Linked DNA regions of Mus musculus: region 2 is linked to region 1. The links are chromatin loops, found by intact Hi-C in ENCODE. Cell type or tissue: heart. All regions are shown on one strand. Links, peaks and the distances in the headings refer to the core of each region. The heading gives the core; the rest is flanking DNA. Region 1 overlaps Gm51643 (a long non-coding RNA gene). Region 2 overlaps Rassf5 (Ras association (RalGDS/AF-6) domain family member 5).

Region 1 (2,912 bases), core at 210-2,709:
TAAAACTTGTAATATACTATGCAATTCTACTTTCAAACATACGCCTACTGGAGAGGGGAGTGGAGTGGGGGGGGGAGCATGGGACGGAAGGTGGGGGAGGGGACACTAAGAAAGGGGAGAGAGGAAAGAAGGGGAGATGAAGAGGGAGGGGGAAGGAAGGGGGAGGAGGAAAGGGGGAGGAGGGGAGGAAGGTATGGGAGGGTGGGGAAGGAGAAGAGGGGTGGGAAGGAGGGGAGGGAGAAGAATGAGAGGAGGGAAGAAAAAGGAAGGGGGAAGACAAAGGAGGCAGGAGGATGAGGGGAGGAGGAGTGAGCAGGGAAACGGGGAAGAAGAGGAGCAGAGGGGAGGACTCTCTGCCATTTCTGGTGCCTGAAAGCAATAGCTAGACCTTGGTCTGCAAGCTCAAAAACAAAAGAAACTCAGCCACAGAGTGTCTACCTAAAGGAGAACATGAATTGGTTCCACAGGGTTGTTTCTCATCCATGGCACCCAGTATCTGGCAGATACAGGATTCCATCTAGTGAGAAGTCTAAGGACAAACCTCCAGGATGAGGATGGCTCTGTGGTTGTAAGAACCATGGCAAGTGGGCACAGACATCTTGGAGTGTCTTCACAGTTTATGTGCCACAATCCCAGGTCCCTCGTCCTTTCCTGACAGCCAACCTTGGACAGCCGGTAAAGTAATGCGTGATCGGGTTGAAAGAAGGCTGTCACCCAGGAGGAGCATGGAGTACAGGACCAGGCATGAATGCCAGAGATGCTGGCTTTGAGCAGAGAAGACCACTCCCTGGCATCAGGACCAAAAGCAGAGCTCTCGGTCAGTGGTTAATATCCTTCCTCCCAGCCTCCCCAGAGCATGGGTATGGAATCTAGCAATTCTTCAGGTTCCAGCTAAGCTGCACGAAGGTGTTACAAAAGGCCATTTCTTCTCCTTGGAGGAGAGCCAAAAGGAAAAGTGACACACACAGCCTTCATCCTGGAGTCAATGAAATCATAGCTCACATGAGCCTGCAAAATGAGAAAAATGCCCTTGGCTTGGGACTAACCATCAATGAGGGGCGGAGGGGGAAAAGAAGGGAAGAAAGGGGGAGGGGAAACTAGAAAGAGCTGAGATCGATCCTTAATTCACACATCAGGCTCATATTCGTTTGTTTGGAGTTTTGGGAACAAACTGTATCACATAGAGAATGGCTGAATAAACTAATGAAGTGCGTCTGGTAAGCTTATCCCTATGTGCACCACCAGGGGGAGCACTTGTTCCACACCGCTGGTCTTTTATGCACTATGAAGCCGCTGGTTAAGGGCATAAATTCTGGGTTCTAAGGGCCTTTTTTTTTTTTTTTTTTTTTTTTTTTTTTAAAGATTTATTTATTTATTATATGTAAGTACACTGCAGCTGTCTTCAGACACTCCAGAAGAGGACATCAGATCTTGTTACAGATGGTTGTGAGCCACCATGTGGTTGCTGGGATTTGAACTCTGGACCTTCGGAAGAGCAGTCGGGTGCTCTTACCCACTGAGCCATCTCACCAGCCCTCTAAGGGCCTTTTAACACCACCACCACCACCACCCCTTTTGTCCAAGAGCTGCCTGATTTTACTTTGTGCACGTCACCCTGTTTTCAGATAAGGAAAATATCTGACCCCGGGGAACTGGCAGTTTCTCCCACTCTTAAGGGCTCCAGAAATAGAGTCCTCACCTCACTTGGCGGCAATCCCAACCCTTTCTTGCTGTGGGATGTTTCCTGTCCACAGACCCCTAAGACGGGAGCTAGACAAGCAGGTGCCTCCACAGGGACCACACATTCGAGCCTGAGGAGGAAGTAGCCTGCTTTCCCGAGGCCTGGAGCCTCTTCTCTGCCCCTGCCCCAGCCGCAGACCCCCTACCAACCCTCCTCACCCACCAGCTCTCCCCAGTGCCTGGCCAGCACCTAGGAGCAACAGCCAGACTGTGGTCCCCGCAGGCTGCAGCGTGCCTTTGTCTGGGCTCACAAAAACCACATTTAGAACCGACTCCCACTTCTGATGCCCCCAGCGCATCTGTCTTTGCTTCGTTCCATCTGGCGATCTCAGAGGAATGGCTAATTAAATTGAAATGAGCTGGCCTATTTTTAGTGTTCTTCAGCTATCAGGCCTGGGGGGAATAGCCACAACGTTTGGAAAAGAACACCAGGAAGACTGAAAATCTCTGGAGCTGCATGCTGTTTCTAGGATTATCAGCTCCCAAGTCCCACCTGCCTCGGCAGGGTCCATCCGGTTCTCCTGTTGTCCTGTTTGAGGATGGGGCCAAAGTTGGAGGAAGGACGCTATGATTTAGATACAGCTTAGGTGTGGCACCTCCTGTGTTGCGAGTCTAGTAAGGTAACGGGCGGGCGCCGAGACCTTGAGAGAGTGCACTTGGATCACTGATGCTGTGTCTTCAGCTGCTTTCACAAACCCCTCATTTGGTCTAGTGTGAGGTCATTATGAACAGGCAAGACGAGCCTCGGCCCTAGGTGCTGTCTAATCAATACATCTCTCTGTCTCAAAGTCACAACTGTAATGGAGCTAACTCACCCAGGAGTGTCAGCCAGAAGCTCAACATACAACACTGCCCTGCTCCCTGACTTACAGCTCCCCCATTTATAAAGTTCACAGCCTCCCTCATTTTCCTATAGTACCTGAAAGTGACTAGTAAACAGGCTTCCTGGGTGCTCTTGATCCACCTCATCCTAGAACCAGAGACACATTCAGCTCAGTGAGCCTTGACAGCTTGATGCCAAGTCAGAGCTGTGATGAGCTTTAGATGACAACAGGTTTGTGCAGAGAGGAGGTGAGGAAGGGGAGGTGAGAGGTGGGGTGTGGTAGAGGTGAGGATGGGGAGGTGAGAGGTGGGGGGTGTGGTAGAGGTGAGGATGGGGAGGTGAGAGGTGG
Region 2 (2,912 bases), core at 175-2,674, 91 kb after region 1:
ATAGTCAAAAGCCACAGCAAAGAGCGGGCCAGGTGGTGGCGCACACGTTTAATTCCAGCACTCAGGAGGCAGAAGCAGGAGGATCTTTGAGTTCAAGGTCAGCCTGGTCTAGTTCCAGATCAGCCAGGGTTATACAGAGAAACCCTGTCTTAAAAACCAGAGGGGGGGGGCAGGGAGGGAGATGTAGACACAGCCTGGGAAGGAGACTGTGCCACATACAGATGACCCGAGACAGAGAACAGTTTGAGGTGAGAACCACAAGAGAGATAATAGTGACATTGGTGTATCAAATGAATTTACACTAAAGTAACAAAAGAAAAAGCCTTTCAGTTTATAATTTTCAACTCAAATCCAAAGACGAAACAAGGACCTTTTCAGACATGGGAGGCTGAAGGCATGTATCTGCATACACTCGACACAAGCCAAGAGTGTAACAAGCTATGCCAAAGTTTGTGTCAACACATGACCTTTACAGACTGACAAATCCCGTTTCTCAGAACACATCCCTATGGCTAACAACACACGGCTGTAGGAAGACACTGTAATGTTGAGGAGATAGCTCAGTGGGTAAGAACACTCCCCTGCGAGCATGAGGGACTAAGTCTGAATCTCCAACATGAACTTAAACATGACTGTGCATGCCTGGAACTCCAGCATTAAAGGGCAGAGACCTGCAGAAGCCAAGAACTCCCTGGCCAGCCACCCAGCACACATGGCTGGCTTCAGGTTCAGTGAGAGACTCTGTCTCTCACTAACTAGGTAGAGAGTGATAGAGAAAGCCACCTAACACCCTCTCTGGCCTCTACATGTATACATGGTATGGATCCAGACACTGCTTTTGTTCCCCCCACCCCAAACACCACATGCACATGCTTGCACGCATGCAAGCACAAAAAGCAAATAGCCATACGGGGGGGGGGGGCAGAGCTCCACCCCCTCAGAGGAGAAGAGGGGGGAAGGGGAAGGGATTATGTAAGGGGGGACTGGGAGGCAGGGACAGCAATCAAGATGTAAAGTAAATAGATTAAAATATTATAAACATAAAGAAAAAAGAAATACTAAGCTTACAGTAATTCAAAGAACGCAATGCTGGGAATATTAGCTCAGTGGTAGCGCACTTGCCTGCTATGTGTGAGGCCCCAAGTTTAATTCCCAGCATCTCAAAAAAAAAAAGTTCAGTAACTTTATAAGAAAGTATTTCAATTCATAGAATGCTACCAAGAATAAAGACAGCTACTTCACATCGATAAAGGGGCCAATTATAAGGACATAATAATCTTAAAACTGCATGTATCCAATGATAGAGTTTCAAAACACAGGAGTATATCCAGGTAAAGTGTCACAGCAGGTAATTTCAGGACTTGAATTTCCAGGCTGTATGTGTGTATGTGTGTGTGTATGTGTATATATATATATATATATGTGTGTGTGTATATATATATACACACACACATACACACACACAAATATATATATATATATATATATATATTAAATCCACCAAGAATCTCTGTGACAAAGAAGAGAGCCATTAAGCTTGGAGAAGGGTAAAGAATATAATCAAAATACACTGCATGAAAAATTAAAAACAAAAAGACTTTTGTCCTTTGCGACTCCTTTCTTCCTCTTCTCTGGCTCCCCCGTGTGGTGGTCCTGGGCTCACAGACGGCAGCCCCTCCTCTTCTGAAGGACCTGGGAAAGCAGGGCCTGGAGTGGAGACAGTGTGCTGTGGGAGGCAGTTCCAGGTTAGGAGTCAGGAGATTTGAACTCCTGCCAACTGAGTCAGTTCTCAGCTGTAGCGGGCTCCGTTAAGGAACAGCAGGGAGGAGGGGTGTGTCTGTTTGAGGGGTGTGTGATGTTTGGGGGGTGGGAATGTAGGCAGAAAGGAAACAGACCTCCTGGGTTGAAGGGCCACCAGCCAGGTCGATCCACTCTGGAGATCTGGAAGTCATTTGTCCATTGGGTGAAATGGAACAGGGTCACCTACACAGTGGCACAATGGCTTAGACCTCTATGGTTAGTCGAATGAATGTGTGTGCTTGCAGAGAGACATGGTCTTTATGCACCCACAGATGCTGCTTGCCACACAAACCTAAGGACCTGAGCTGTGGCTTTGACCTTGGATCTACTGCTTGGAGTCTCTATACTTTCCTCTAGAACAGCCGGTCACAGAAGGAAGTAATTTCCCCCTTGCCTTAGGACATCTGACCATATCTAGTTTGGGTTGTCAGATCGATGAGTGGACTTTTACCCACTCCAAAGGTTTGATCCCCAAAACACATGTACAAAGCTGGGCATAGTAGCACATGCTTGTGATCACAGCGCTGCAGATGTGGCTCTTGGAGCTCACTGGCCAGCTAGCTTCGCTTAATCAGTGAGCCCCAGCTCCAGGGAGACTGTCTCAGAGAACAATGCCCAGAGTCGATCTCTGGCTTCCACATATGCACATATGTACCTGCACACACATGTGCACACACATATGTACCCACCCACATACATGCATGTATACTGCACATACATATGTACCTGCACACACATGTGCACACATACAGCACACACATATGCACCCACACACACATGTGCACATATACAGCATACACACACACACACAAACAAGTCAATAGAAATAAATTTTTAAAAAACGCTCGTATGCACAGAGTACTGAAATAAACAAGTCATGTGCAGCAAGGCCAGGGCTATAAGGCCCCAAGCAGGATTATGCCAAGAGAGTGCCTGTGGCCCGGGAACTGCTGCTGGAGGAGATGGTCTCTCCAGAAGGATGCTCAGGAGTCTACTGGGTAGAAGAAATGGGAAATAGGGTTTGAGTAACAGGGTGGTGGTGGGGGGGGGGGAGGGGATTCGATTTGTCTCTTACAATCTATGTATTCCATTTCTAAGAAAAGTGTGTCAAC

The links. Hi-C counts contacts between places; a loop is a spot of excess contacts. Peaks named below come from ENCODE experiments on the same cell type or tissue, not always from the same donor. Only the 100,000 strongest peaks of a DNase experiment are listed, where the experiment ranks them.
Region 2: it touches region 1 in a loop (4-fold over the local background); 3 of 42 quality-filtered maps call a loop at or near these places.

Annotation. Positions count from the first base shown.
Region 1 is chr1:131,114,892-131,117,803 of GRCm38, forward strand. It overlaps Gm51643 (a long non-coding RNA gene), which reads left to right. Exons shown (of 2, transcript XR_003947991.1): 2 at 659-1,016. Among named protein-coding and RNA genes, the nearest start is that of Gm51643, 3.6 kb to the left of the region's middle. In heart, for the core only: a CTCF peak has its summit at 1,225 (motif pointing right); a DNase peak (open chromatin) is centred at 1,700; H3K27ac peaks cover 1,789 bases.
Region 2 is chr1:131,206,018-131,208,929 of GRCm38, forward strand. All of the region lies in intron 2 of Rassf5 (Ras association (RalGDS/AF-6) domain family member 5), which reads right to left. Among named protein-coding and RNA genes, the nearest start is that of Gm28913, 38 kb to the right of the region's middle. In heart, for the core only: a CTCF peak has its summit at 1,647 (motif pointing left); a DNase peak (open chromatin) is centred at 1,730; H3K27ac peaks cover 479 bases.